Regions from separate parts of the Mus musculus genome. Here all the other regions are linked to region 3. Evidence: chromatin loops called from intact Hi-C (ENCODE). Cell type or tissue: left cerebral cortex. All regions are shown on one strand. Each heading gives the region's core, and the rest is flanking DNA. Links, peaks and the distances in the headings are about the cores only.

Region 1 (6,299 bases), core at 818-5,817, 120 kb before region 3:
ACAAACCCGGAGGGTCTCCAAAAGCTCTCGCTGATTCAGCGCTAGCCGCTCTCCTCTCTGCGCATGCTCAGAAGGAATCCCAGGGCACAATGCATGCTGCTGGAGAGCATCATTATGGACTTATACCCTAGCCCTTATTTCTTAGGTTGACTCCTAACAATTATACATAGTAAGAAGGAGCCAGGTGATGTTTCAGGTATGTTGTACAATATTCAAACCAGGGCAAGTGTTGGTACCTCCTCAAATGTTGATCCTTTCTTTGTGGTTAGAGAACACTTAAGGTCCTCTCTTGTAGAGCTTTAAATGAGCAGTACATTAGGGCTATCTCCAGTCACACTGCTGTGGTGGAAAGGAACATAAGCAACATCAGATTTATGTCTCTCAGCTAACTGTAGTCACCTCTTCATTTCACTTCTGGTCTTTTGCGTTCAGGCCAAGTCATTATGTACACTTGGGGACTCTTGTCCACATCTAGCCTTTCTAACTTCAGCTCATATAAGATGCTCTAGAGGGACACTATGCTCTTGCTTTTAACATTCTTGCTTTGGATGATGCTTCGTGTTTATAGCAGCAACAGTTAAAAAAAAAAAAAGCAGTGTTAAAAAGTCACACATAATTTCCACACACTCTTTCAAGCAAGCCAACGCGGTCTCAGCTTGAAGTGAAAATTAAGCCTTGCTACAACAAACAAAAGAAAAACAAACAAACAAAACAACAACCAATCAACCAAAACAAACCAAATCAAACAAAACAAAAAAACTAAAAATACAGCTCAGGTAAGAATGAAGCCCGCCTACATCCTTGAAACCTCCTAAGATATGTTATACAATGGGATGATTTAAAGCACTGTATGGAAGCTTTTTAGTAAGAGAAATACAAGTTCACAGGGGTGGTCTTTGAACTGAGCATGCGCACTGCTGACGCAAGGCCATGTGGGAGCAGCGGCCATAGTTCTCAGTCTGAGAGCCAGGGCGACTTTCCCTCTGTGCCTTTGGATGCTTAGGATATTCTGCGGTTGTAGCAGCTACCATTAAGGCCAACAGTCCCACATGTTATAGATATTATGATAAAGCACTGTTTAGAATAAAGTTTACCACCTAGCCTTTTTTCTTTTTGGATGTTGCTGAGCAACATCCCGGTTCCCATACTGCATTTAAATATACGCAGAAGTAGTGTCAAGCACATCTGTATACTGATAGCACCGTCCGTCCCTAGAACTCGGTCTTACCAAATGGAAACTGATACCCACTCGGCAACTCCTCACTGGCCCCTCCCCCAGCCCGGGACAGACGCCCTTCACTTTATCCTTATGAAGTTAATTACGATAGGTGCCGCATCTGAGTGGAATCACACGATGCTTGCCCTTTGATGGCAGGTTTACTGTACTTAGCACAATGATTCTCAAAGCTCCGCTATGTTGAGCATATGCCAGAATTCCCCTCCTTTTACAGGCTGTGACAATTCACTGTAAGGGTACTGCACACTTTTAATCCATTCACCCACTGAAGAACAATGGGACTGCTTCTAACTTTTGGCCATTGCAACTCTTTATGAATGTGCTCAAATGCCTCTTCAATCCCTGCATTCGTTCCTTTGGGTGTGCCCTAAGATGTGGGGGTGACTGGATCCTACGGTAGTTGGGTTTAGTTCTTCTTCTTCTTCTTCTTCTTCTTCTTCTTCTTCTTCTTCTTCTTCTTCTTCTTCTTCTTCTTCTTCTTCTTTTTTAACTTTATCTGCATTTATTTTATGCTGAATTTATTCCCGGGCCATGAGTTTTTGCTTCTTCAGTTTCTTCTGGGATATCTTTTTCTTCTGTGCAGCCTCCTCTTCTGGCTTTGGAACGATCTGTTCCTTCTCAGTGAGGATCATCTCACTGTGGCAGGGGGAGCTCATGTATGGGTTAATCCCGCCATGAGCTCTGTAGGTTAGTCGGCGTATCCTAGGTGCCTTGTTCACCAGGATGTGTTCAATGACTAGAGAATCTAAGTCTAAACCCTTAAGTTCAGCGTTACTCTCTGCATTTTTAAGCATGTGCAGCAAAAATTCAGCACTCTTTTTTGGCCACTGACCCTGTGTCCAGCCCCACTGTTTGGCCTGGGCGCACCTACCAACTCCTCCATTATAACACCGGAATGGCACACATTGCTTCTTTAAAGTGACATCCTTCAGATACTTGGTGGCTCTGCTGATATGCATACCCTTGATGGCCTGGGCAGTTTCCCGAGTGTTCTTAAAGTGAACACGAAGGTTTGAACCTCTTGATTTGCATGATTTTGTGGGGTTTTCTGGGTCAAGAGAGTAGCGAACCATCTTGGCAGGTGACCTCTGGCTGCTTCCAGGAAGAGTGGGTTTAGTTCTTAACAAGTCAGCACATTTCATGCCTTCGTTGAATAGCCCCTTCCTTATAGTCAACAATAGAGCTGATTGGAAGGAGCACTATTGATCTCTAGGGAATGATACAATAATGAATTCTCAATGTTTAAGACTCCTATAGTCACTCCTCATGGTCCTGGGCCTTGGGCCCCTTGAACTTGCATCTTTGAACAAAGCCTAAGAATTTGCATTTTAACAAGCTGCGGCATCTAGCTGTTCTGGGGTTGGCATGGTGTTGGCTTTCCTATCATCAGATGCCAACTTCTTCAGTTGGGCGGGCAGCCTGCTGTCTACCACTTACTGCTGTGTAACGGCTTCCTTAACTTTGTCTCATGAAGTTTGACCAAGCTTTTCAGATTAGCCAGATCAGACATGGTCAGGCCTTGGCTTCATTCAGACTTAGGGGCCCACATAGAAGAAGGAATTGCCTTCCCTCCCCTGGATGGACTGGTCCCCTGAAGAGCCAAGCCAGCCATAGAGGATACTCTCCAGGCAAAATCCCTGGACAAGGACCTGAAAATCACGCTGGCAGGTTTACCCTACTTAGCATCTCCTTGAAGCCTTTTAAATGAAGCATGTGTGTTTATTCAAATACCATGCAGCCAAGGATCATTTAGGGTGGAAAGAAAAAAAAAAATCCAGTTAGCCTCAGCACTGGGACGCGGTGCTGTAATGTTGGCTTGCTCCATTGGAACCTGGGCTAATCTGGCTGGAGTGAACAGCCCCAGGTGGGTCCCGAGTCAAACAGTAGTAACTAAGGCAGCAGAAGTTCGAGCTGTTCTGTGTTCCCTGTGCCTCCCACAGGCCCTCCTCCTCTCTGCAGCTCAGCACCCACTCTACTTTCTTCTGATATCATTCCCTCCTTTTCTCCTCCTCCCCCAGTTCCCATCAGCACCTTCTGCTTTTTTTTTTTCTTTGCTGTTTTAGGAAATATTAGCTTTTCTACTTTGTGTGGCGTTTGAGGGCCATGGCAAATAAGGAAGTGGGCCTTTCAGTGCTTCACCCAGAAAGGAACCTGGTTTTGAAACGTCTGGCATTAGAGCTGTATTCCCATTTAGCATGGGTCACAAGTAAGAAGGAGTGTTTAAGTATAGGTTAGAGCTCATGTCTCTGCAGTTAGAGGTTGGGCAACTAGCCGTTTTGGCAGTTTCTGAAAATCAAACTGACTTCTGTGTGATAATTTCTCCAATGCAGAATTCCTGGCTCATGGTAAAGCAGCCTCCTTACTAAGTGTGCACAGGGACGGTAGTGAGTGAAGACCTGTGAGCCAGGCCTATTACATCAGACCTGCAGCAGTCTGTACAGGGGAGACAAACATGCCGGGAGCAAAGGGGACATAGCTGGGTGTCACAGCACAGGCCTGTTTGGCAGAGTCTGCAGGCTGAGCCTGGTCCTTATTAACTAAACTATTCCTCACTGCACAAGATTATCTCATCAGCTCGAAAACAAATGAATGGATCTCATACAATTCAGGGTGAGTGTGCACACTGGCACAAGATGCACTCTTGAATGTGAGAGGGCACTGGTGAACACAAACAGACACACACACACAGACACATACACACACACACACACACACATACTCTCTCTCTCTCTCTCTCTCTCTCTCTCTCTCTCTCTCTCTCTCTCTCTCTCTCTCTCTCTCTCTGTTGGTCCCAGAAACAGGAAAAATCCAAACGCAGGCATGAAATAATAATTCTTGGGACCTCAGGTACACGTTTGCATGATAAAAGACACCATTGAAAGAATAGGACGATTAAAGCTTACCATTGTTGTAAGAGCGAAAATTTCCTACAAATTTTATATATTCGTAAGTTGGAAATTCCTTTGGGTTCAAGCTGCCTCTGAGAAGATGGCAATAAAACTCTAAATCGTTGTCAGCTGGGTCGTTAGAGGGAGAAAAGAGAAAGGGAGAGGAGGGTTACACAGACTCCAGACTAAACAAGTTGCGCCTGTAGGGTTTGCTCCACGCGTGGCCTGTGTGGTTTTCTCCGTATGACGGGCCGTTAGACCTGGCTTCTAACCCTTGCAGCTCCAGGCCGTTCTCCCTGCAGCTCATCCATACTCCGTATTCTATACTTGGACCCAATTAGTCAATCTACCCACAGATGTCTGTGGTTGGTTATGTCGGCATCGATTAGTTCTGGTTGTTTTCACATGGCGTACTAAAATAAAGCTGCTCGCATAGAGCCGCTCTCTTTAATTTAATCTCTTTTTTGCTTTGCTTTGAAGGGAAATCAGATGTACGACGGGACCAATTATGCATGGAAATGGACTGAGGCTTGAGCAAATGCAAGCGTCTTTGCTACTGCCTGCCATTGCGTATGCTTCGTTAGGCGGCGCGTGGTGAGCACACACCGAGGCCTGCCTTCTATCTAGGTTGCCAAATATTTTGATATAAATCTCAAACTTCCAAAAAATTGCACATGCAAGTAAATAACCAGAAGACAGCCGCAGGAGGACAGAATATGGATTTCCAACCTAATTATTCAATTAGCAGTTGATTATCTGCTGCCACAGAAACTTTACATTGTAGTGTTCCCTAAGATCAGCAGCCTGCTCCCTGAATTTTGCCCTATTTATTACTCTCATGTAAAAAGGCATCTCTTGCCATACACATGAAACATGTTATTATTCTGAAGCTATACTTTCAACGTTTCCACATAAAAGCTAAAATGTCGTACGTGCTCCAAGTTCCAGTTTTAGCTTCAACTTAAAATATACCTCAAAAGGATCTTGGAAATGTTCTGAGTCACGAGGAAAATTATCCTTAAAATTAGTCCTTCCTTCTTAATTCATTCTGACCTCCTTTCCCTAGCTAGAGCAAAATTCTTGTCTTCAGATCCAATAACAACACCAGGAGGGAGGACTTACATTTTAGGAATTCTGGGGAGGGGGAATCCGTCACAAGCATATGGGAAGAAAGGATTTTATAAACTTCGGAATGTTCTTGCTCTGGAAGGAAATTTAACAAGTTCTGATCCATGACATCCGCCTGCAAGAGAAAATAAAGAGAAAAAGGCGTGCGCTCGACCGAGTGAACTTCAGAGCAAAGGCAGAGCCTCAGAGTTCTTGGCAGCTCAGGGCTGCTTCAGAGAGGAAAGCCGAGGGCCACGAGGTCTGAGAAGACCCTTCATGGACTCTTCCTCTGCACCTTAGAATCACGATGTAAAAGGGTTTTACAGGGGTTGGGGCTGTGGCTCAGTGAGAGAGCACTTGCTTAGAATGCCCAAGGCCTTGGGCTTAATCAGCTGAAAATAAATTGATTAACAAGTAAAAGTCCCAGGGATGCCTATACTTGACCTTCTCAGTGGTCTAGGGGACCAGGAGATGGAAGGGGCAAAGTGGTCAAAGGCTTGGGAGGCTCTCTCCTGGACATGGCACGGCTGTGGTACTCACAAACTCACAACAGCCTTGGTTCTCTCCCCAAGACCTGTTCGCATCCTCATTCCATCCAAGAGCCTTGGGAGGCTCCATTCCTCCCTGATTGGCGATGAATGGTCGCTGGGGAGGGGGAAATCATTTGTGAAGCCACTGGTAAGTTATCCATGATCCTTTAAATCTATGCTCATATAGTTAACCTTGATAAAACTCACTGGGTCATACCAAACAAAATAAGACATAAAAGTCATGAACGTAGAAGGGGAGGCAGATTGGTTAGAAGAAAAGGCTCCAGGGGAGTGGGAGGGAGGTGAGATGAGAAGGGTAATGGGAGGTGAAAATGACCAGAGTACATTGTATACCAAACTGTTGAAGAATAAAACCGTTAAAGGGGTTTTAGATGCTCTTCAATATGTCCGGGAGATTGTTTAGGGTTCTCCTGTGGACACCGTGGTACAGTATTTTCACAGGATCTAGACTCAGATCATCTCTAACAGCCTCACAATGCCTGAGCAATATGTATGTATGTATGTATGTATGTATGT
Region 2 (6,299 bases), core at 904-5,903, 150 kb before region 3:
TCCTAGGCAACTTCAACCCAGGACTTGAGGAGATGGGACAGCCCTGCTTCCTTTGAGAAGGTGACTCAGCCTTCCAGATAGAGAAATAAGAGCAGAGAATGATCTATCACCCACATGCCTTAAAGTCACACTTGGTTTTATAATCATGATTTGTTACATAAGCTGTCTTAGACAGTTAAGGCTGCGGGTACCTTTATTAGTTCAAGAAAATGCTGAAATATTTGTGAGGACTCTGATTTAGTTCAAACAGTTTGTACCACACAAGGTTGATCCTCATGTCTGGGGGGTTCTCTCTCTAGACTCAGATCAAAACCACTTGGAAGAGGATTTCTTCTGTGCCAACTATAGATTGCCTTTTGTCAATATTTCCTAAACATATGTGTTATACTAAGTACTTACTTAGCACACACACTGTTGGAGGTATACAAACAATCTAGAGATGATTCAAAGCAGAGGTCACAACCTTTTAGCGTATCCAGGCCATACTGGACAAAAACGAATTGTCTTAGGCTACGTAAAGATGTCGAATAATGGTGGCCTGTTATTTTGAGGGGATGGGATGTTGTCATCTATAGAGTTCAAAAACCATGCAATCAAGTTACAAATACTCCCCCCCCCCAAACAACATTGTGCTGACCTTGAGAGTTCACAATATAGGCTGTGGATTGGACAGACTCGGTTTAAAGAATACAGGGGGATGTGGACCTGTTTTGTGCAATGCCATGTTGTATTATAAAAAGGTCTTGAAATCTGTATATTTTAGTATCTCTGGAGATTCTGGAATCAGTCTCATTGGACACCCGAAGTGCTACTAAATTTCATTTTAAATAGTTAAGTGTTTTAAATAGTTAAGTAACTGATTTTTTTTGACTTTTATGTTTTCTGTATTGAGTATATGGGGTGTCTGAAAGCTTCAGATTTTGAAATATTACATTGCCATTGGCTTTGTTCATTAATGTGGATTATCCACAGTTTGTTCACCATATAAACTAATTGGATGTGGCTTAAAAAGAAAATGCACCAAGCAAAATGCACCAAGTGCTGTCTTAAGGCCCAATTAGAGTTGCAAGTAGGAAAAAAAAATACGATTTACAAATTGAGTCTAAATGTTGAAGGAACAACTTTAATAATCTTAGTAATAACTTAACCAAAAGCATGCAAATATTTCTTTTAGCCAAAACTCTTGGGCATTGGAAACATGCGCTGATAGTCTGTATCATGGCTCCTGTTGTACCTGACCCATTCTAAGCTCCCAACTCTGCGGTCTTTGCAGAGGGAGGCTCTTCCTTTGTGGCACGTGGTAGATTTAGTTACAGTTTCTAACCAGGGCAGCACAACCATGTGCCCACCTGAGGGCAGCAGGCTCATGTTCCCTGAACGCCACAGGAGATGTGGGGAGGCAGGGATGAACCTGCACTCTGCACATACTGTGAGGAGCACCCAGAGGCCAGCTCACCCCATGTTCCATTCATAGATGAACCTGAGCCACAAGCCAATGATGCCAAGGTCAGCGGGGGTGGGGGTGGTGGTAGGGGGTGGTGGTGGGGGTGGTGCTGTGTTTCAGGGTTTGGACCGGATGTCTCATCCTCTCCAACAATCTTTCATACCTCATCCTAACCCAGAAACCTACAGCTGTGAAATGAAGGCTCTTGATTATTTTAAAGCAGTGGTTCTCAACCTGTGGGCCCTGACCAACTCCCCGGAGCCACCTAAGACCCCATTGGAAAACACCGAGACAGAGTCCTACTATGTAGCCCTATGTCGATCAGGCTGGCTTTGAACTCCCAGAGATCTGCATCCCAAATGCTCAGGTTACAGGAGTGTGGGAAGAAGCCTAGCAAGAAGAATTTCTGGGTTTCCCACATCTCAGATTCAGTACCCGCACCCTCGAGGGACAGTGTTTTATATGACTCCAGCTGTCCCTTAGCGTAAGCTTTCGGAACAGTATGTGGGTTAAACAGGATCTCTCAGCTTCGGCAAAAACTCATGTTCAAGCCAATTGCTATATTCCTTTGGGCAGGATATAGCTTGCTTGCTGACCAAGGGTCAAATTAATGCAAGATTCATTGTGGCAGGCATTATAGTTTGCCTCAAAGAAGACGCACTGAGTTCTGCATGCAGTCCCACCACTGAGAATAATCTTGGTCAATATTGATAACTTTCCCAGTGATTTGGTTTCCCCATTCTTATAATATTGACTGTGCTAGTTATGGTTACTATTGCTGCGATAATACACCATGGCCCAGAGCAAGCCTTAACTTCCCTACACGAGCCCTTTCACCCTAAGCCTTAAACTGCTACTGAGGCTGCACTTTCACCATGGCCTCTCATAGGCTTGCTTCATGGTGCCAAGCCTCGAGTTCTCTGCATGACCCCCTTCTATCCTGGGCCTTCATCTGCTATGGAGGCTGTACCTTCACCAATGGCTTCTCCTGGCTTCTCACAGTGGCAAGCCTCAGCTGCTCACGATGACCCCTCATGCCTTTAAAACCAGTATCAGCTGGGTGACTCTTAAACTACCAAGTTTAGCTGACTGTGTAAGGTACAACCTTGGCCACCTCTGGAACAAGCTTGTGTGTGCATGTGTGTGTGTATGTGTATGTGTGTATATGTGTGTGTATGTGTGTGTATGTGAGAGAGAGAGAGAGAGAGAGAGAGAGAGAGAGAGAGAGAGAGAGAGAGAGAGAGAGAGAGAGACTCAGGAAACACTTCCCAGAGGATTTCACCTCACTGCTGCTGCTCTCTTCCTAATCACTGCCAATTTCTCAGTCCCAGCTGACCAGCATCCAGCATTCCAGCAACAAAGTTTTCACTTTACTGTTTCTGGCCTCTTGTTAATCACAGCCAAGTTTTCAGCTCCAGCTGACGGGACACCACAGACTCTCCACTCAAAAGGCCCTGTAGAGTCCTTGCTTCTCCCAGAAACCTCACAAGTCAGGCCTCTCCCCCTGCACGTCTCTCAACATTCTCACCTCGGAAGCTCCCGCAGAATAGCCCATCAAGCTTTGAAGACTCAATGACTTTTCTAATCCCAAATCCCAAAGTCCTTCCACGATCCTTCCAAAACCGCACGCTCAGCTCCGTCACAGCAGTACCCACATCCTGCTACCCCATAGCATTGCTGTGATGAAACACCACGGCCAACTGCAAGCTGGGATTAAGAGTTTATCTGGCTTATGCTTCCACGTCACTGTTCATCAACGAAGGAAGTCAGGACAGGAACTCAGACAGAATAGGAGGCAGGAGCTATAGTGGCCACGGAGTGGTGCTGCTTACTGGCTTGCTCCTCATGGTGTGCCCAGCCTGTGTTCCTTGAGAACCCAGGGCTTCCAGCCTTGGAGTAGCCTCAACTACAAGGGGCTGAGCCCTCCTCCATCAATCACTAATTAAGAAGGGCTTGCCTACAGCCTGATCTTATGGAGGCATCTTCTCAACTGAGGTTCCCTTTTTTCAGATGGCTTTTGCTTGTGTCAAATCAACATAAAACTGTCCAGGAAAGAGTCATGAAGTCAGCACATGTTAAGTAGGTAAGGTGAAACAAATGTGGAAGGAGCGCTACATTGTGGCATTATTCTTAAAGTGAGAGAAAGAGATCTTCCCCTTTTGACTGTGGGTACAGAGATCTGCTAAAGGAGTGAATGGAAAAACACTCAGACAAACAAACAAAAGAATGAAACTTCTTGCTCAAACTGTCTCTGCTCTTGTCATGGAGCTAATGGTTTGATATGTTATGCTGTCCCAACTGTGTGTGGCCTCTAAGGAATAAAAAACCTGTTGTCTTTATCCTCCTCCTCTCCCAGTGCTCCAACGAGTGAGACATACATATCTGGACAGCTGGCTGGCTGGCTGCTAGGCTAGAATGATGGCTGTCTCAAAGAGCCAATCAAGGAACATGTTACTTACTACGGCTGCAGGTGTCCTTATAGGCATTCATTTGAATAACCAGCAGAGGGCACACGTGCTCAAAAAAGCACGAGGCCACTCTCTCGTGACCGGGAGGACCTCAGCACACCTTCACCTGGGAGCAAACATCAAATATCCCAGAGAACTTCCTCCTAACCTAATTTTAAAAGACTGCACTAGCGCACACTTCAGTTCTGAACCAATGAAGTAAGCCCACTGAACTGCAGTAAACGACCCTGGCTGGGTAGGGAATCCTGGTTTGCATCTGGGCATACATGTCTGTGCCTCCGTTTTACCAACAGCGAAGAATTTCTTGGATTTCTCAAAAGCCGACCTCAAAAGGTTATAGAAAACACGCAAACAGAAAACAAGACAGTCCCTCAAAACAAGTAAGAAACGTATGCTAGAACAAATAGATCCCACTTAAATATACTTTTCCACTATTCACACCTGCAGACTTTACACCTCATTGGTGTCATTACAGGACACACAGAAATCACTAATATGGAGACACTACAAAAAAGTCGGTACAATACGGCATCATTGCCCGGCTTCGGCAAACTGCCAATGTGTCATCCTTATCTCTTGTCTTTCCTCTCTGGTGGTGTGTGTGCAGAAGTAAGGATGGGGAAGGGGGATTAGGGGGTGTGGGGGGCTGGGGAAAGGCTGGGGAGGCTAGAATAATTTCCACTTGCTTAAATTTTTACAGTTGAATCAGTTTTTTTTTCTTTTTTCAAGGATCACATTTTGGTAGGAGTTTTTAGGATGTATTTAAGTCTTGTGAAAAACAAGAAGCCAGGCTTCGGGGAGGAGACGTTCTCTGGTTTGATTGTCTGTGGATCTCCGTGTTCTTTTTGGAAAATTCCACTTTGAAGATAAGTGCAGAGGAATAAACACAGATAAGGCTTGGCATCTACAGGGGAGCTGTGCACCAGGGGGGTTAGCACCCACAGGGCAGGTATTCATGTGTGTGTGTGTGTTTAGCATCTGTAGGGGAGCTATGCACCAGGGGGTTAAGCATCCACAGGGCAGGTAGTCATGGGGGTGGGATGGGGTGGGGGTTAGCATTCACAGGGGAGCTGTGCACCAGGGGGTTTAGCTTCCACTGGGAGCTGTGCATCCAACAGCTTGGCATGCACAGGGAGCTGTATGCCGAGGGTGTAGCATCTATAGGCAGCTGTACAATGAGGACTTAGAATCCACTGGGGAGATGTACACACTGAGGGCGTGGTTTCCATGCAGAAGCTGTAGGCTAAGGAGGCCACTTTCTCTCGACTGTAGTGCCTCAGCTCAGCTTGGCTCCTGTGCACCTTTCACCTTTGCCCCAGAGCAAACATCAAACATCTCAGAGAACTTCCTCGCAGCCTAATTCTAAAAGAACTCACTAGCACACACTGGGACATAGATTCTGCAAGGGAGGTGTGCACTGGGGGCGGGTGGGGGGCTTGGCTCCCACACGGGGCTGTGTGCAATGGAGATTTTACATTGCATAGGAACATGAGCACCTGAGAGCCTGGCTTCTTAGGGAGGTGTGCAGACTGAAGGCCCTACTTCGCCACAGAGACGCACAAACTGTAGGGCCTGGTATGTACAGGGTGTGTGTGGGGTGCAGTAGAACACTTGATTTCCACAGGGAAGGCATGCACAGGAGGGCTGTGTTTTCATGGCTGTTTGACGGACTCAGATACATATATATGTACTTCAGCATAATCTATGTGTTGGGGGTTCACAAAATGTACCCCTGATGGGGACACATCACACCCTTTACAACTGGGAGCAAAAGCAATAACATTATTGCCTGTTATTTTAAAATCTCGCTCTGAGGTGGCGCAGGCAGGAAGCAGAAAGCTCCAGCACTCTGGAGGGTGTTCAGACGCCCACCTTGCTTTTTAGCACTTTCTGCTTCAATTCCTCACCCCCTTCCCGTCAGTATAAAACCCCATTAAAGTAATCAAAACGAGACAAGTTCAAAGCTACTGACTGGGTTACGGATCTGTGAGGAAAAACATATCGCACTCTGGGAAGAGTGGTAACAAGTGGCGTTTTGTGAATTCGACATTTTGGCAGCCATGCTTTTAAATTCATGCGACTGCTAGGCGTCTTCCAGTGTCCACACTGGGGAGTCACCGCAGCAGGGAAAGCGAAGAAGGACTTTTGTGTAGTTTGCTGAGTAATTCTTACAGGAATACAAAAAGGGATGCCCGGGCTTCTGCCTGGGTATGCATTGGGTGTCCCATCTAGTAAGTGTGCTATGCAGGGGCAGGAAGGACAGGATCAGAAGGCAGAACTGATGTCCCCTGTGCGTCCCAGCAGAGCTGAGCAGACCTCCGGAGAGAGGGCTCTGGGGTCATCCAAGGAAACCACACGGTCATAATGTAACTCTTGTCATGAAACAG
Region 3 (6,299 bases), core at 906-5,905:
TTCAAGTGAGAAACAGCAGGGTCTTAGCTAAAGTTTGCGTGGAAAATGTCTCTGTTACATGCTCGTGTTCAATAAATGTTTCCCCGTGTACTTAGGAATTATTAATCACTATCTGACTTAACACAGGATTACTCATAGTTAAGTACCATATTAGCACTCAGAAACCTAACCTTGGATAGTGATTACCGACAATCCAGTTGTTTCCCAAACCTATTTATTGAGCATCTACTGTGAACATGGCCTCATGGTGATGAGAGGAAAAGATTGGGATGTGACAGTCCTCAACTTGTCTTTGCTACAAACAGCATGGGGGCGGGGCGGGGGAGGGATATGCTAATGAAACATCCCTGTGAGCCAATGCGGCTTCAAGTACCATTTTCACTACGTAAATGTGAAGCTCCATTAGACACTTGCTATGATGAAGCCAATTAAACTGTTAGAGTAAAGCAGCCAAGAGGACTGACTCACTAGGCTATTTTCAAACCCTTCACAATTTGACCTCTGCTGGGGGAGACGTTGCAGTGTGTGTGGGATCAACCAGAACAGCCTGTGGAAAGTTCACAGTGGCTCTTGGCATCCAGGACAAAGCACACGTGTTCTTGTTTTAAAAATGCATGAAGATTTAGCCCTTTGGCTTCTGAGGATTTACTATAAGGAAAATTCTGGACACACACACACACACACACACACACACACACATAGATCATATACCCAGAATGTATGAGAGAAACCTACGTATTAATTTAGCCTGAAGACATTGGCACTTGAGAAGTAGCTACTAATATAGGTTATCAAGATCTAAGACAGACGCTCCCAAAAGATGGATTTAAATTGTGATTTGTTTTTACTGATTTCATTGTTTTTTACATTTTTATTACAAAGCAGCCAGAAACATAAAGCAGAGACCAAATTGTTACAAACAACTAGGTAAGTTAAAAAAAAAAAAACACCAATTGTTTTCTATATAAAGGTCATCTCTTCAGCTACCATGTGAACATCTATCATACCAGGAAATTTTCCTCTCAACACACTCATTGCAATTGTCTCACTCCATTCTCCAGGCATGTTTAACCCTTGGGCGTGTGTTGTAACATTTTATTAATAATGTGCTTTCTCTAGAGTATATCCTCTCCTACCCCTCAAGATGTAACTCTAGGGAGTAGTTGGAATAAAAACCTTTTCCACATCTGCACAGCGGGATGACCTCCAAATAAATAGAGGTACGGGTTTCTGAGGGGAAATGGCAAAAGAGTAGACTGCTGGGAAACACCAGTACCTCAACTGGTTCATATCTGTCAGTAACGAAAAATTTGCTTTGTAAAATAGTGGCCCAGATCGCAATATCTCTTTTAAAAACAGGATTATATTTATTTAGGGGCTATTTAAAAAGAGATTGGAGGTTATTTCTGGCAACGTTTTCCTTCAGAGAAATTTTAGCAGCAGGAAGGAAGATCAAGCCAGTATTTGCTCTTGAGTCTGAAGGGTGCCTTCCAGGGCTGGCCGTTTTTCATGCAAGCCATAATTAGTTGGCCAGTTCGCTGGATGGGGACTTCTCTGTGAAGAGAGAGACAGGAAGGTGTTGACAGAGCTGAGTCCTGCCAGGAACTGCTTCAGGACTAACTACCTGGAAAGTCCAAATGGGAAATCCCTCCTATAAAAGAAAACCCTATTAAGGATAATAGAGTTCTAGTGATTGAGACAGACTAGCTGTCTCCGCCGACGCAGTTAATAACGACTCAATATTCACCTGTAAAGAAGCAAGCTAACCGCGAACTAGGGGCGGATCCTAACGCAATGGATAGAGAAAAAAAAACCCTAAGCTGGGGCCTCTAGGACCCTTGCAACACCTGTTGAACGCTACAGCCTACAACTTTACGAACTAAAGACTCCCGGATTTAACCTTAGGAGATTCTAGAGTCGGTGGAAATGCGCGTGTATGCTTAAGGTTTCCATCTTGCCTTGTCAACAAAACTGGTTACTAATTATTTATGAACCACAGAGCCGAAAACAAACTTTCTTACCTTAAGCAGTTAAGGAGAGGCGGGCAGAGGGGGGAGGCTGGCTTTGAATTGAGCCTCTTGGTACCTGTCCCTGCCCCCTGCTTCCCACCCTAAGTGGCTTTTTAGAAAAGTCAAGGTCGCACCCCTCCTCTACTTGGGGAGGGGGCACACCTCCCACTAAAACAATGTTGTAGCATCCAACCCGGGGAGTCCCAGGAGCGCAGAGCTGTCTAAGCACAAAGACTGGGCTTTCAGTCCAGCCCTAAGCCAAGTCAGACCCAGGAACGTAGTGACACAAGGGCCCGGCCAGGCAACCACACTCTCCAGGCGTCCCGGGCTCCCTACGCTTCGGGATGCCTGCGGTGGGGCTCTGGAAGGGCAGCGGGCAATCTTGAAAGCTTCTGTCCGGGCACGCAGTACCCCTCTAGCACCCTCGGAGGACCCCCGAATCCCGATGTTTGGGGTGCCTAGTCCTCTCTCTTGGCGAGCAGCTCCGGGAGCCCACCGTCTGTCTGGCTGCAGCGGTTGGCAGGACCCGAAGCCCAGGGCGGCAGGACCCGGAGTGCGCAGGACTCACCTCCCCGCGCCCCAACCCCCGGGTGCCTGCGCTGCGCAGCCTCGCGCGGTGTCGCGCCCGAGCGTCCCTCCCTGCCCCGCGCGTCCCCAGCGCTAGCGAGCAGGTGACCAGAGCCGCGAGCCACGCGCACGTATTCCCACCCGAGATCGTGCGTCCCCAAGCGCGGTGGCCTCTTACCTCCGAGCGGGCCGGGGCGGCCCCGCCAGGCCGGGCACCGACTGGGCCGGGGAGACGCGCCTCCCGCCGCCGCGGGGAGCCGGGGCGGCAGGCGGGCTCGGGGAGCTTCTCCCGGGCGGCGGCGGGAGGCGCTGCTCTCGCCGCTGCCGCCGGGGTCTCGGGGCTCCGCGGCCGCTGCGCGGGTCCCTCGGGTCCTGCGGAAAAGCCCGCCGCTCGCGCCGCAAACTCTTGGGCGCGTAGAGCTGGGGACCGCCGCCACCTCCCCGCCCCGCTGCCGCCTCCTCCTCCTCCCTCTTCTCTTTCTCCTCCTCCTCCCGCTCCCCTTCCTCCTCCTCCTCCTCCTCTTCCTCTTAAGCCTCCAGGCTCCGGCGGCTACCCGCTCCCCCCACCCCCCTACGGTCCAAACCCAGTGTGAGCCGCGCACTCAGCGCGTGCCGCAGGGACGCGGACCCTGCGACCCCCCGGCGACTCTCGGCGGGGCAGACACCGGTGCGCCCCCAGGGCCTCTGCGAGTCCTGCGGGGCTGCTTGGGGAGGGGGGTGTGGGGGTATCGACGTGGGGGTCCGGCCAGTCTGGTCCGGACTGGGCGCGGTGGAAGGGGGAGACTGTGCTTAGTGCGGAACCTGGAAGAGGGGAGGCGAGCTTGACATTTGAGGAGCTGCCGGCCAGGGTCCTGCTAAAGTTGTCACTAGGGGGGTAGCAAAGAATCCGTGCCCCGGGTAAATGGGAATCATCTCAGTGCCCACTGCCACTGTGCTGTCACGGGGTGGGGGTGTTTGCTAGAATGTGATTGTCTTGTCCCCCTCGCCCACGCCGACCTCTAAGGGCAGGCCTCTGCGCTTCCGTGACTCAGGTTACTGGGGACGTGGGTGGGTGAGGGAACACCAGGTGAGAAGAAGGGTCCTGGGATGTGAGAGTGAACGCTGTTCGTGGAATATAGCAGCGGTTGCTAGGGAGGAACGCTCGGTGCCTCCTCCAGGGCGAGCTTAACTGGTCAGGAAAATGGGTCAAGGATCGGCAAGAACCCGCTAAATGTCCCCTTGTAACCCCAGGGCCACAGGTCGGGGGCTGCGGCCAGGAGGCGCCCTAGGAGCAGCGCCGGGCCTCTCCCTCCCCGCCCCCACTGCCCTCTCTCCTTTTGCACCAGTGCAGGAAATGTTCCACTGACCTACATATTTTTCCAAACATACGTGACCTTTTTTTTTTTTCCTGTGGGAGGAGACAGGCGAGAATCCAAGAAAAAGAGAAGCTGTAGAGAGCGGCGCGCGCAAGAACACAGGGAGCCCTTTTCCCAAGCTTCTGCAAACCCCTAGCCAAGACAGATGTGCAGACGGGGTACGGGGAACCAGGCCTGCTGTTAGACTCGCTGAGGGGGTTCTGAGCGCGAATGGGGTGATGGGGAGATTGCTAGCCCCGCGGAAGAGCTCAGGGGTGGCGTGTTTCACCCAAACCCACAACAACCCTCTACTGGCGTCCAGAGATCACGGCAGGCAGGCAGGCAGGCACCTGGCTAGACCAGCCGGAAGAGGGGAGCCACGTCCCCGCGCCAGGTGCACAAAGGCCACCTGCTTTCTGACACCCTTTGAGTTCAATTCCTGGGGCAGAGCTCTGTCTTGGCAGCTCTCTTTGGGTCATTCTACATCTCACATTCCAGCAAGTGGCCTGGACAAGGAAAACGCCCCCATTGGCTCCTGGCTACCTATCACCCTCCCCCTCCCTCTTTCTCCCCCTTCCTCTCCCCCTCCCTCTCCCTCTCCTCCCTCTTCCTCTTCCTCCCCCTCTCCCTCTTCCTCTCCCTTCCCCTCCCTTTCCCTCTCCTCCCTTTCCCTCTCCCCCTCTCCCCTCCCCGTGTGCGTGTGTGTGTGTGTGTGTGTGTGTGTGTGTGTGTGTGTGTGTGTGTCCAGAAGGGGTCTCCGGAGCTTCTGAGGCTTCAGTTCCAAGAGCTAGCCTTAGTCCTGGCTCATGGTGTTCTGGGGCCTGGATTTCTCCTCTCCAGTGCAAACTGGACCTGCACCAGAGGGGCCTTATTTGGACATGCAACCCTACCCAGTCAATTAGATGAAAACACTCACACAGAGGTCCTCCCCTCCCCAGTAAAGTAGGTCATTCTCTTTATTTCCCATTTGTATTATTTTTGTCTAATTCTCCTTCTGAGAAAATAAGCACGTGCACAGAACTCCGAGCATCCTACAAACCCTGCCGTCCTCAGGCTTGTTTCTGACTCAAAGGCTTTTGAGGAAAGAGAAAGTTGACTGACCCCTTGTTAGTTTGGAGTTCCCCTTTCCAGCTAGAGGAGGGAAGTATTTTATTTTCCTTTACTTTTCTCTCTGTTCTTCTGTCCTTTTCCTTTAAGCAAGCAGCCTTTTACTGTGCCTTTAAACAGTGGCTATGACTAATATCCAATAAAGATGAAATTGTGTTTCTAACCAGATTTAATATAGAATTTAGAACTCTCTCTCTCTCTCTTCCTTCCTTTTCTTTCTTTTTTCTTTCTTGTTTTAAAATTTTCTTTGAAAGAGATTCCAACTCCCTCTGGCAGCTTGAAAACCCATTGGGATCTCTTTTAAGAAACTTGACATGGCCTAATTACACAAGTCTGCAGTGTAACAAGTGCTTGAGCTGTCCTGTTCTTATTGGTTGTGAGGAGCCTTCCTGCTTTCTTCCTGTTTGTTATGGAGACTGTGTGAATGTGGTGGTCATACTTATCCCAAGCCTCACCCCTTCTCGAGTGTTTCTTCTCACCCAGGAGGGACTTTGAGTCAAGTGGAGACTGTAGTCCCCAAACAAACGTGTTCTCCCTCCGATTGCAAAGGAGGGCCTCCTGCTCTCTCCGTGCGTTTGACTGTACACTTCCTTCCAGAGCCCTGTGTGGAACACTGAGAGGGGTTTGTGTACACAGGAGGTTTACAATCTGAGAGACAGAGATAGACATGAGCTACATAGGGTGGATGACAGGAGTTCAAAGGAGGAACTCAGAATGGCCATTGTGGACAAGGTGGCAGAGCACCCACGAGATAGCAAACTCACGATAGTTCATCATGATGGACACATTACTTAAAATGTGTGGCACGGATCAGATGCAGCACTTCAAACCTGCATTGTGGGGGTGGAAATTCTCACGTGGCCCCAGTCATTTATCCTTTAAAGGAGTTTGCTTTTGTTGATCAAGTCTTTCAGTGATTTCCAAGCAACCCTCGATATTTTTTCCAAGAAATCAAAAGGCATGAAATGGAGGATGAAAATTTTCATTAATTACCAATATTTCAAAATATATAAAAAATCATCCAACTAATCCATTGGATCTAATTGCATGTCAAATCTGTAGCATATCTCAGTTAGAAATACTGATATAATTAACTTCTCACATAGGTATTGGGTGGCTGGGTGGTTATTGGTATCTGCTTTTAGAGACATTTGGGAGAGACTGTTTGGACTACTGCAGTACTTATGGTACTACCTAGGGCTTGGGAACCATGCTGGGATGCACTTTCTGTAACCGTAGCACAGTTTTAGGATAGACAATGAGAACAAAGAGTTGCTTCTGG
Region 4 (6,299 bases), core at 652-5,651, 98 kb after region 3:
CGGTGCGCTCTAGAGTGTCCTTGGCTCATCCAAAGCACAGAGAGATGGCAGCTGGAGGGAGGCTGGGTCACGGTGAAGCTTGCCCTCTAAGAATGCTTGCTCCGTGTTGGCCAATGACTTCTGGGCATGGGGCCTACCTTGCAGTGTGGTTGATAAACCCAATGACATTACTTTGGAGAAAACTGATTTTCCCTCCCCCAGCAGGAATAAATTGCAGGCAGTTTCCAGAATGGGCCACCAACCCACAATGAGCCCAAATTAGCAGTGTGGGTGACCAGGTGAACCAAATGAGAAGGCCAACTACCCCAGCCTTTTAACCACACATGGTGATATGTGGATGAAGCTCTCCAGGACATCCCAGCAACCTGACTCTAGGGCCATGAGACACCCCAAAGAAGACAGAAGAAACTTCTGAGGCCTCCTCAGCTCACTGACTCATGAGGAATGAGAAAGCAAAGGTTTCACATGGGTCTTCCATAGCCTTGCATAGACGAGAGTCGGCATTCACATCATTGTGTGTATCTCTGTCTTTGGAAAGTTGGTGTGCATTTTCCCAGGTAAACCACAGAGTGGGAGGACACAAGACTTCTATATAAGCTATTTGCTTTCGGTACCAGGCTAGATTTTTAAAAATCTCTCCTGCTCATGAATTTCCTTGTGTAGGAGCAGCTGTCCAACAGATGGCATAGGCAAGTATGCACAAAAAGGGCGACTCTGAAAAGCCTTTGGATAATAGATGTTAGTCTTGGTTGATGGGACTGACTGGGGCTTCCCAGAATGACAGAACCCCATTATGGAGTCAACCATATCCTGCTGAGTCCATCTCCCCAGAACCCGATGAGCACAGGGAAGCCCTGCAGGAAGAGGAAAACCAGGCTTAGGCAAGGTGGCTGCAAAAGAACTGGAAGTCTTGGTCCTGCAGTGAGCTCACTGTGGATCCAGGACATGTTGGCCTTCAGATGCAGGGTTAGAAGGTGTTGCTGCCAAGCAGATGAAGGGGGCTTTGCTTTAGTGGGGGCTGGGGATGCCTCACCATGTGGGCCTGGGCAGCAGCATATGTGTAGACACAGCAGGGCCTCAGCCACAGAAGGGAAAGCCAAAGCGAATGGAATGGCTCCACAGAAGAGCTGCCCTTCTGTGTTTTGCAAGCATTGCCTCCGAAGATACTCCTCTCCTGAGTGAGTGAACTTGTTCTAGCTCACCGCAGTGGGTGCAAACAGACCCCACCCACCATTTCCTGGGTGTGGGTGCTGTGGGCAGATGCCAGAGGGATTTTTAAAAGAAGCCGTGCTATTTAGGGCGTTAGGATCCGCTATCATGCCAAGGCTGCAATATGTCTGCCCATGAGAACTTCCCAGCATCCAGCAGAGGAATGCCATTTCCAGGGCTCACACTGAATCAATACGCCTCCCTGGCACGTTCCTTCTGCGAAGTCACTCTGCAGTCTCCCTTCCAATGAATTCCCATCTCAGAGCTGGGGCGTGGGCCTCGTTTTTAGAGGTGACACTTAGATCCCAGACAGGTTCCTCTAAGTGTCTCTATGATTAGGTTAACTCTGAAAGTGGGCAGGGTGGGAATGTTTTCACATCTGCAAGTGAGACATTTGCCAAGAAGGTTCTAGTTCTGCGTTGTTCCTCTGGATCATGAGATGAAATAGAAAACCCAAGGAAGTAGGGCTTGGTTGGTGGAGCAGATCAGCTCTGACCAGCACAGGGCCTCTGTGCTCATGTGGAAAATGAGAAGTCATTCAGAGAGGAATGTGAGAGGTTATTTTAGGAAATAGAAAAGCAAAATGGATGTTCGCAGACAAGCTAGAATGGACAATGGACCTATATATATATATATATGAATGAGAACATCAAGAACTCAGAGGCAAAGCCCTATTTTTAGACTATTGTATGAGGCTAGGCCAGGGAAGAGTCAATACTCTTCTGACAATGATTACCCACTAAATAGGAGAAGGATAACGAGGCCAAAAATAATCATTGTTTTCAGCCCTCCAAATTCAGGGTGTTCGAAACAGAAACTTCTGAAACATCACCTAGTCAAAAGCCCAACACTTCCTTCCTTCCTTCCTGCCTTTCATCTGAGAGCCCCTGCCATATTACCTGTGCAGGGGTGGGGGTGGGGGTGGAGGACAATTTGGCAGCTTGGCAGCACTAATCTCTGTGTTCCTTGCTCAGGGCCGGAATGTCTTCAGTGTGCACAAGAACAGTGTGGTCAAATGCTGAGTCCCTGCCCAGCTGCAGAGGGTCATGTTCTACTGGTTTAGGACTGAGGATCTAGATCTGGCTTCTCCCCACACACCCAGCAACTATTTCCAAAGGGTTGTATTGGCTTTTGGCCATGGACCTGTAGTCAGTGCTCAGGAGTTGAGGGGGTTTGAGATTCTAGGAATCAGAAGGCACCGGGCATAGGCTTGGGTGAGGCTAAGATGCAAGAAGCTCTTTGGATGAGGGATTGACCTGAACACTGTGGCCATGGTCAGTTAGAACAGCGCTTGGATCAGAAAGAACGTGCACTTCTTGCTCACCTCTCTCTGAACACAGCATAAAGGGCTTTCTGACTTTCTCCTTCAGTCTCCTTCAGTCATGGCGTCTTAGCGTCTTTTCATGTGCTGTGGTAAGGCACCCTAACAAAAAGGAAATGGGTCCATTTTGGCTCTCAGTCCAAGGTTAGAGTCCATCCAAGTGGAGAGATCACTACAGCAGGAGCTTGAGGGAGCTAGTCACGTGCCAGCCATGATCAGAAATGCAGAGCAATGGATGCTTAGCCGACTTCCTTCATGTCACATAGCCTAGGACCCCAGCCCTGGGGATGAGTCCCATGCACAACAAACATGTCATCTCAATTCAGTTAACCTAATCAAAACAGTTCCCCCGCAGGCATGACCAGAAGCTTGCCTCCCGAGTGATTCCGGATTCTGTGGCACTGACGACGCCAAGCATTATGCGTGGGAAAGGCATAGCTAAATGAAGATGTTATGGTAAAATGCCTTATGCAGAGATGGGAAACTTAGCCTGGGGCTGGGGAAAGACCCTGGTAGATAGAGACAGGCACAAAGATGCTGTGTGTGTTGTGGAGAGTGGGCTCAGTCAGGATGGCCAGGCTCTTCCAGGCCGGGCAAAGGATCCACAGGAACTGGTATCCAGGCAGAGTAGATGAAACAGGAAGGAAGCCAGCACTGCCAGGCATAGAATGAGCCTAAAGGGCAGATGAAAACGGTTTCCTAGGATTAAAATGCCAAGTAAGATCCCTGCAGTCATCATATTGAGGGTCATTATCAGAAAGACCTAGTCCAGATTTACCAAGTCACAGTGTGTGACGACCCTTCTGTGACTCTGTAGAAGGACTCTAAATGATATCTTATTGTGATTTCACCCCAACAGCACCAAGTCTCCTTTCCCCCTCAATAACAGATCTCCTAAAAGTGCCTGTTTTCACTACTCTTTACTCTCTGAAACCACAAGAAGTGCAGACCACACCCAGGTCTCTGGAATGAGAATCTCCACTATGTAGGACCAGACTCCCCACAGGATGACTTGATGTATAATGAGAAGCAGAATTGGCTCTTCCTATTGTCATTATTTAGAGGCCTGTTCTCTAAATAATCTGGAGAGGGTGGTGTGTGTTTTCCAGGACTTTTAGTGGCAAGAGACAGGTGCAGCCTAAAGTGGGTGTGAACTTCCGCAACGGGAATGTCTCAAGATAGTGTTTGTTGGCTCCCGATTTGACTGAATCTTAGGGCTCTGAAAGGATCCTCTGGTCTCTCTTGTTTGAGCTTCTTCCCATTGTCTTCATTCTTAGGAAGACTTTATTTAGGAGGGACCAAAGATGACCAAACTCTCTTCATCACGCCTCAGAGACTATTACAGAGGCAAGAGAAGGTCATGAGCTCCTCTAGGACCTCTAGGTCTACCTGTGTCAACCCAGCAGCTGACGTATCAGCTGCTCACATAAGGATGTGCCATTAGCCAGGCTGGGCTGGTGACATCTCTTGGCTGAGAGAAGCAGAGACAGAGAGCAATGTGGAGTAGTCTCTCTGGAGACTAGAAAGATCTCGCCCACAACCTATTTGGCCAACTTCCTTCTCGGTACTTTGCACACTCGTGTGCCTCAGGCACTTTCGGATGAGTGCTGAGAGAACACCTTTAAAACGCCACCACCATCTTACAAGCTGTGTCCCCGAGAGGAGGGAGAGCATGCTGACAAGGTGGGTGCCCACTCTGACCTGCCAGCTAGTCAGTGGGGCTGGGAACTGGCTGTAGGAGTCCGAGTCCAGAATCAAGCAGTAACTGGAAGCGATCCAGTTTGCAGGACTGCCAGGGGCATGAGGCACCTCTGCCTCCCAGCTCAGCCTCAGTCTGCTATTCGGACCTGAAAGACAGACAGCCCTTCCACTTTTGGAGGCATTTAGAAAGATGATTATCATGCCATGGACACTTTTTTTTTTTTTTTTAAGACAGGGTTTCTCTGTGTAGCCCTGGCTGTCCTGGAACTCACTCTGTAGACCAGGCTGGCCTCGAACTCAGAAATCTGCCTGCCTCTGCCTCCCAAGTGCTGGAATTAAGAGTTTCCTTTGGCTCACAGCTTTGGAGGCTGAAAATCTAAGACAGGACAACGGAAGGTTAGCTTTCTGTGAGGCTGCTGGCTGTATTATCTCACGGCGGACATATCATATTAACGGTGTGTACAAGAGGGACGGATCACACGATTAGACTGGAAGCCAGACAGATCCGGAGGTTAAACTCTCTTCACAGCCCCTTGTTCTTGAGGACGCTAACTTACTCTGCAAGATCAGCAATGATTCCTTCCAAGAGGGGTGCTAGAGAGTGTCCTGTGATCTTGCTCACTTCCACTGGATCTCATGTCTGAGAGTTTCCCCCACTCAGTGCCATCATACTGGAGAGCAAGCTTCCAACTGAGGAGCCCCTGGGGGATAGTCACACCATCTCCAAATCATGGCAGAATGGTGCTGGGTTGGCACCTTAGGTATTGGTTTCACCCACCCCCGTGGTGCGTTTCCCCTCCCCCAGCCCTGTGCGTTTGCATCCACGCTTCCTACTGGCCATCTATTATCTATCAGGTGCATTTTGTACTTTAATGATTTGGCCTTTCACTCTGGCTCTGCCATCACGACTGAACTTTAATGGGACTGCAAACACCACTTTAAAATCCTCTTTCAGGCTCTCACTCTGTGTGTGTGTGTGTGTGTGTGTGTGTGTGTGTGTGTGTGTGTGTGTGTATGTGTGTATTATACCTAGTATGCCCATCTTTCTGAGTATAAATCAATCACTTGGAGCAAGAGGATAGAATGGGTTTCTTTTGCTGTGGTGGTAGATCTTGCTGGAGGTGCTGCAACTTGTACTGTGAATACATATATTTCCACTTTCCTTCTGACAGCAATGAGCGATCCAAACCACACCCTTCTCCACCCAGAAGCAGAATGGAAATGCACCCCCTGAAACGTCACCTGCCAGCTATGTGCCTGGCATCTTGGTCCATAGTTTCCAAGGTGACTGACAGGGTGCTGCTGTCACGGGTTCTGTCTGTAACCGTGACAGAGGGAGGCAGTGCACAGAGGGTTTAGGTGGGCAAGCTGTTGAGTGTGGAAGAAGGAAAAGTGTTGTACCACATATGGCTGGCAGGTGAGAAAGATGACATCCTGCCTCATATTTACATCAGTTTAGGGATGACATTTAATAGCAATGTAACATCTATCTACCTTAAGGAAAAGCACAGTATGGCTTGAAAAATTTTAAATTCATGATTTTTTTTCCCAGAAAATTAGAATATCCTAATTATCTAGAAATCTCACTCCCGGTTAACAAACCACATTGTTGATACCAGCACAAAATGCTCCTGTAGCTGCAAGCTGCCTACTCATTTAGAGATTGAAGAGAGGAAGGGTGTGTGTGTGTGTGTGTCCCTGAAAGTGTGTGTATGTCCCTGAAGGTGTGTGTGTGTGTGTGTGTACGTGTGTCCCTGCAGGGTTGTGTGTGTGTGTGTGTTTGTCTCTGAAGGTGTGTGTGTGTGTCCCTGCAGGTGTGTGTGTCCCTGCCAGAGTGTGAGTGTATGTGTCTCTGCAGGTGTGTGTGTCCTTGCAAGTGTGTGTGTGTTTGTGTGCGAGTGTGTCCCTGTAGGTATGGGGGGCATGCAGGTATAGGCACAGGTGCATGTGTATTTGTGTAAGCCACATGTCCTTCCTCATTCTTGATTTTTTTGAATAAACAGGCAGCGCCGACCCCTCGGCAGGAGATCCTAAGCAGTGTGAGAGAAGAGAAGTGTGACGTGAAAGG
Region 5 (6,299 bases), core at 446-5,445, 180 kb after region 3:
GTTTTGAGTCAGGGAAGTCTTGTGTGGTCATTTTGCTTCCACCTGCGACTCCTGCCTCAGGACGAACCAATCCCATTGGTGGAAATCTGTGTATTGAGGCTCTGCTTGGTGGAGACCCAAATGATGCAACTTCTGATTGGCTGGGGCCTGGCTAATTGCAGATGTTTATTGGTGAACTTACATACAGTGCAGATTTTGATCAGAGAGTTGGTATGGCTCGCCTGTCGTGAACCATCTCAAACCATCATGCTACCTTTATGGATGCATCATCTCCATATTTCATTAATAATGAAGGGCAAGGGCAGAGCTTGAATCCAAACACCTTCCTCATGATCCTAAGCATATGAGACAGAGATGGGTACAAGGCAGGTAACCTCAGAGCAGGCATACTTTAATGATCAAATAGGAGGCAAATATTCCAAGCAGAGGAAAGGAAGCAAAGAAATAATTAAACTCACTGTGAAAAACTGTTTGCCATTTGTGTGAGTCAATTCAGGTAATTTTGTGCTTTAAACTTCTGCTACTAAAACCCCACGAGCAGCTTAACTTCTCCAAAGTAAGTGTGGCGACGCTGTGTTAAGTGTCATGACAGCCACGAAATCACTTTCCGGGGCGCTATGAGGAGCACAGAATGTTATTGTTCAGTAGATTAAGATTATGGTGACTAACGTGTTATGAGCAATGTGCGTGGGAGATGATGGAATATATCCAAAGCTGTGAGGGAAAGGGTACAGGAAAAGCCTCTCTTGATGCTGCTCCCCGCCCCCGGCTCCTGCCAAGCTCACTACCCACAGCCTTCAAACAGGTTTCTTCTGGTGGTGGAGATGCAGGGTGGAGATGGGAACAGTGGCCCAATGGATCACACCTGTGTGTGCATGAGCGAGTGAGTGCGCATGTGCACGTCTGCCTGACAGCACAGGTACCACACATTAGTGGAAGATGTTGCAAGACTGGTTCAAGGGGCACACAGTAGGTGATACCAAGGCTAGACACCTGCAGCTTGAGGAACCTCAAACTGTTGTCCCTTTCTTTATACTTTTTCTATCTCAGTGTCCCCCAGCCCTAGAGATCTCCTATCTCCTGCCCCACCCCAACCCTAAAACTCTCAATGTCCCACGTTGTCCTTGTAACCTAGTGATTGGTCCTCAGCAGATGGGGAAAACTTTTCTTTCAAATGCTATGTTCTCAGAGTCCAACGTTATTCCTGTAAAAACTACTAAAATAATTGTGCTCCCACATTCCTGTAACTATAGCGCTAGGAAGGTGGGAGCAAGACACTCGAGGTCATCCTTGCCAAGATACTGAGTTCAAGGCTATCCTGGGATAAAGATCCTGGAGAGAGGGGGATGTGGGGTGTTAGCATGGGGCAGGTGGGGGGCAGCAGAGAGAACACTTAATTGCCCAGGAGACCAGCAACCAGAAAATTTTTTAAAAAAATAATATTATTATTTAGGAGAATTTCATTCAGAAGGCTCCAAAATCCCACCAGCAAACAATAGATTTAGGAAAATAAATACTATTTTCATAAACATTTGGGATATTCAATTCAGTTTTTGTGCTGAATTTCAATATAAGGAATATAAATTAAAAGGACTAACAAGGCCTGGTGTGTTTTTTGTTTTTTGTTTTTGTTTTTTTTTGTTTTTGTTTTTTTGGCTTGTTTTATTTTGTTGTTGTTGTTTTTGTTTTTCCTCTTGTTTTAAGCCACTAGCATTGGATTTATTCTACTATTACAAGATATTTCAGACACTCAACAAAGAGGCCTGTGGTGGTTAGTCAGCCAATGCAGGATCGCCTGTGAAGGGAATCTCACAGAAAGAGGGGCTGCATGAGATTGAGCTATAGTTGTGTCTCAGAGAGATTCTCTTGATTGTGTTGAAGAAAGAAACAAAGCAAAAAACAAAGCAGTATCTTAATAAAATAGGTAAAGAATGACTTTTTTTTTCTTTTTCTTTTTTTTTTTAGTGCAGGGGATTGAGCCTAAGGCTTCATGCTTATGGGGCAAGAGGTTTTAGCAGTGAGGCACATCTCCAAGCCTCTGTCATCACAATTGTCATTGTCAACATCATCATCGTCATTATCTTGAGATGGAGTATCAGTATGTTGTTCTTGAACATACTCTGAATCCCAGACCGTCCTTGAATTTGAGATCCTCCTGCCTCAGCTTCGAAAATGCCTAGGATTACAGGCCTGCACCACCAGTCTGGGCTAAGAACAAGCCATCAACACAGCTCCCTGACCCCCTGACCCCCACACCACTCCCACCAAAGTTCCCTTCCATGTTGGAAAAATTCAACCTGGGGCAAGAGCCAGCGCTAGGCCAGATTTCAGGGTGCTTTCCTGGGAAGAAGAACAAATGTCCCACTGTCCTGATCCTTCACACACACTGCAAAAGGCATCTCCCTCAAGAAAAGTCTTCTGCCTCCTCCATCAACCCGAGTTCCCTCTCTACCCGGTACTGAGTTTTCCTTAACCAAGCCAGGAGGCCCGGCCTGGACGAGCTCCCTAGGACCAGCGGATGCTCAACAGGTGCTTGATAAAAGATGGAGCTGAACACACTAAATGCCTTTAACTATTCGCCACAACTAGGCTTTAACTTGACTCGTTGTGACACCTAGTGGTGACTTCTTTCCACTTTGCTCCAACAGGATTAGCAGGAAAGTGTAGTTCCTACTACAGCAAAGGCAAAGCAAACCAGCTCTGGTCCAGGAACCTAGGATGCAAGAGCACCTGGGTGGCAAATGGTCGGTCGGTGTTTGCCCTCTGTGGCTTGCAGGCTAGCAGCGCTCACTGCTCTCATCAGGGTCAGTATAGCACTCACACTGCTCCGCAGCTCCGCGGCAGGAAGCCCACAGGAAATCATGGCTTCCATGTCACGTTGCAGAAGGGTAGCTGAGCCATGGAAACTGTCCCTGTTGCATGGAGCTACCTCTATTGCCCCTGTCTCAGGGGCAGACCTCAACAGTAGAGCTTTTATCTAAACAATCAAGTCCCTGGGTTTTATCTTCAACACCTTGTACCTTGCCAAAAGGGGGCGGGGGGAGCCATAAATTACCAATGTATGACAGTTAAAATAAAATTGAGCAGGCCGGGTGGTGGTGGTGCACGCCTTTAATCCCAGCACTTGGGAGGCAGAGCTAGGCAGATTTCTGAGTTCGAGGCCAGCCTGGTCTAAAGAGTGAGTTCCAGGACAGCCAGGGCTATATAGAGAAACCCTGTCTCAAAAACAAAAAACAAACATACAAAAAAAAATGAGCAAGAAATTAAAGATCTGTGATGTTTAATGGCACTCAAAGTATCTGTGAAAGTGTTAATGTTAGGTATGTTTTCAGAGGAAACTTCAGTATTAGATATAAAAATAGTACATGCAGCATGCATTTACCTCTTACCCTGTAAACCACTTCTTGGAATAAATTCTAAGAAAGTGGTTACAGAATAAAGAGACAGCCTGCAGGATCAGAGAAAACCTAGCTAGTTGAACATGACAGGATTAGCATCTAAACCATATAAAGAACTCGAGAAAAACCTAAAGAGCCAAACAGCTCAGCTGATAGATTATCAAGTTCAGTAAGCAGTTTCCAAATGATAAAATACAAATGATGGATAACAATGTTTTTTACAACCTGGAGGCTCACTAAGCATCAGAAAAATGTAAAGCAGAATTACATTGAGATTCTAGCTCCCCCCAGTCAGAGTGCCAGTCATTAAAAAGCAAGTAACCACAGATGCTCGTGCCGTGAAAGACAGCTGTGGTGGTTTGAATGGAAATGGCCACCATAGACTCACAGGGAGTGGCATTATTTGACATGGTTAGGAGGTGTGGCCTTGTGGGAGTGGGTATGGCCTTACTGGAGGAAATGCCACTGGTGGCTGGGCTTTGAGGTTTCAGATGCTCAAGCCAAGTCCAGTGTCACTCTCTCTTCCTGCTGCCTGCAGATCAGATGTAGAACTCTTAACTACCTTTCCTGCACCATGTCTGACTGCATGGAACCATGCTCCCTGCCATGATAATAATGGACTAAACCTCTGAAGTGTAAGCCAGCTGCCATAAAACGTTTTCCTTTGTGAGAGTTGCTGTGGTCATGGTGTCTCTTCATTGCAATAAAACCCTAAGAACCTTATACACTATACACTACGGGCAAGAATGTAAACATGTCCTGCCCCTATGGCAGCTTATAGTAGTGCCATTCTATAGTAGGCAGGTTTCTCAGAAACCTATATAGACCCAAGATATGACCTAGCCATACCTTCTATTCCTAGATATTTACCCAAAGGCCTCCAAGTCAGTCTATCCCAGTGACAACTGCAATAGAAACTCCAACTAAGACACTTGACTTAAACTTCCATTAATCCCCATGAAATTCATGTAGAAACCATCACTGTTGCCTCCTGAGAGATGGCACAGTCTCGACCTATGAGTGGCTGAGAGATATCAGTGGGCAAAGGATCTGCTACAAGAAATGATCTCCTTGCCTCAATGGTAGGCCATTGCCTGGATCATGTGGATAGAGGTATTGTCTTAGTCAGGGTTTGTACTCCTGCACAAAACATCATGACCAAGAAGCAAGTTGGGGAGGAAAGGGTTTATTTAGCTTACACTTCTAAATTGCTTTTCATCACCAAAGGAAGTCAGGACTGGAACTCAAGCAGATCAGGAAGCAGGAGCTGATGCAGAGGCCATGGAGGGATGTTACTTACTGGCTTGCTTCCCCTGGCTTGCTCAGCCTGCTCTCTTATAGAACCCAAGACTACCAGCCCAGGGATGTCACCACCCACAAGGGGCCTTTCCCCCTTGATCACTAATTGAGAAAATGCCTTACACCTGGATCTAGTGGAAGCATTTCCCCAACTGATGCTCCTTTCTCTGTGATAACTCCAGCTGTGTCAAGTTGACACAAAACTAGCCAGTAAAAAGGTTAACCATGTTTTATTGTTTATAGGAAAACAGACACTGTTGGAGATAGCTGTATTAAGTGAATTAAGCCAGTCTTATTGATTCTTAGATTTTATAAATTAATAGATGCTTAAAATCATGTGTACCATTAAAGTAGAAGCAAGACTGTCTAGGGATGGCTCAGCAGAAACTAACATAGTATGAAGAGTTAGGAGAAAATGAGGGTATAAGGAAAAAGCAATTGACTAAGAAGACAAAGGCATAGCATGTTATCAAAGCCAAGGTTTGTGTATCTGTGTGTGTGCACCTGAAATAATTTGCTCCCCATAGAGTAATAACTTTTATTTATGAAGTCAATAACTTGAAATAAATAATGATATAGCAGATCACTTACCCTATACTGTCCTAGCTCAGTTTCAGATGTGATGATGTAATTCTATGATTATTAACATAAACACTGGCCCAGAAGGAACCCTGAGTCTTCTCAGCTGGTAAAATGTGAGACTTGCACAGACTTCAGGCTACACATTCACATGTAGCCAACATGTCTCTGCACAGGGCCCTGCAGATATCCACTGCTGCGCACGAACCAGAACTGCCTGCCTTTGTGGACCTCAACTCGAATGAAAATTAGTTTCACTCAAAGGCAATAATAAATTCTACCTTGTCCAATCAGATGATGCCTGGCAACTGAGGAACGAAGGACATTGGAACTGTGAACCACAGAGAAGTTGCATTCTGAGACTCGGAGTGGACTACACGGTTCCCATTTCCCTTTTTGGGAAACACAGTTTTTTGGCAAGCACCTCCACTCAGGCCCAGGGCACTAGGCACAGTGGTAACACCATTCACCCCATAGGCAAAGCTGATTCAGAAAGCACACGGCCATCAATCAGCAAGTGGCCTTGCTGGGTTTCCTGTGTCACGGGTTTTCCTGCCTAGAATAGCTCCTTCCCCAGGCTCCCATTTACAGTAAATGTAATTACCTCTTAATGGCATCCATCTCCCTCTCGCTCTCTCCACCGCTCCTATTTTTAACCAGCACTACAGGAATATTTGTCCTCTCATTCACTGATGAGTTTTTGAGGTCACGGTTTGGCTTTTAAGATGACAGTGCCCTTAATCTTGTTGTGGATTCTTAACATGAAATAACAGCCTGTAATTAACACAATGGGGCGCAGGCGGGCTGGCAATCTTATTCTGCTAACATCCTTGGCTCAGCACTTGAGTCCAGGAAACGGGGCTCAGCAGCTGGGCTCAGCTCAGAACGGGGAGCTCTCTGGTGCTTAGACAAGCCCTTAGTCAGGCTGCCCAGCTGCAACTGAAAGTCCACCTGGGCTATTCTCTCCTCAGGACAAGCCTGAGGGTTGCAGATCTGCCACATGTATGGTGACATGACGCTGAT

What was found. Peaks named below come from ENCODE experiments on the same cell type or tissue, not always from the same donor. Only the 100,000 strongest peaks of a DNase experiment are listed, where the experiment ranks them.
Region 1: a loop joins it to region 3, with 2.2 times the contacts of the local background. A loop is called at or near these places in 5 of 42 quality-filtered maps.
Region 2: a loop joins it to region 3, with 2.3 times the contacts of the local background. A loop is called at or near these places in 13 of 42 quality-filtered maps.
Region 4: it touches region 3 in a loop (6-fold over the local background); 11 of 42 quality-filtered maps call a loop at or near these places.
Region 5: a loop joins it to region 3, with 4 times the contacts of the local background. A loop is called at or near these places in 18 of 42 quality-filtered maps.

The regions. Positions count from the first base shown.
Region 1 is chr1:39,310,910-39,317,208 of GRCm38, reverse strand. It overlaps Npas2 (neuronal PAS domain protein 2), which reads right to left. Exons shown (of 21, transcript NM_008719.2): 6 at 5,248-5,368; 7 at 4,141-4,254. It also overlaps the pseudogene Gm3617. Among named protein-coding and RNA genes, the nearest start is that of Rpl31, 54 kb to the left of the region's middle. In left cerebral cortex, for the core only: no CTCF peak of the experiment used is centred there; DNase peaks (open chromatin) are centred at 3,618, 4,548, 5,184, 5,311 and 1 more place; H3K27ac peaks cover 2,794 bases.
Region 2 is chr1:39,338,504-39,344,802 of GRCm38, reverse strand. The region is part of intron 16 of Npas2 (neuronal PAS domain protein 2); the gene reads right to left. Among named protein-coding and RNA genes, the nearest start is that of Rpl31, 26 kb to the left of the region's middle. In left cerebral cortex, for the core only: CTCF peaks have their summits at 1,321 (motif pointing right) and 3,941 (motif pointing right); DNase peaks (open chromatin) are centred at 4,393, 4,766, 5,133, 5,814 and 1 more place; H3K27ac peaks cover 1,234 bases.
Region 3 is chr1:39,190,465-39,196,763 of GRCm38, reverse strand. It overlaps Npas2 (neuronal PAS domain protein 2), which reads right to left and starts at 2,492. Exons shown (of 21, transcript NM_008719.2): 1 at 2,022-2,492. In left cerebral cortex, for the core only: a CTCF peak has its summit at 3,812; DNase peaks (open chromatin) are centred at 3,013, 3,596, 3,971, 4,820 and 3 more places; H3K4me3 peaks cover 3,478 bases; H3K27ac peaks cover 3,794 bases.
Region 4 is chr1:39,092,711-39,099,009 of GRCm38, reverse strand. No RefSeq gene overlaps it. Among named protein-coding and RNA genes, the nearest start is that of Gm35222, 69 kb to the right of the region's middle. In left cerebral cortex, for the core only: a CTCF peak has its summit at 4,834; DNase peaks (open chromatin) are centred at 1,346, 2,983, 3,588, 5,488 and 1 more place; H3K27ac peaks cover 3,090 bases.
Region 5 is chr1:39,007,200-39,013,498 of GRCm38, reverse strand. No RefSeq gene overlaps it. Among named protein-coding and RNA genes, the nearest start is that of Gm35222, 17 kb to the left of the region's middle. In left cerebral cortex, for the core only: a CTCF peak has its summit at 2,621 (motif pointing left); DNase peaks (open chromatin) are centred at 697 and 2,611; H3K27ac peaks cover 373 bases.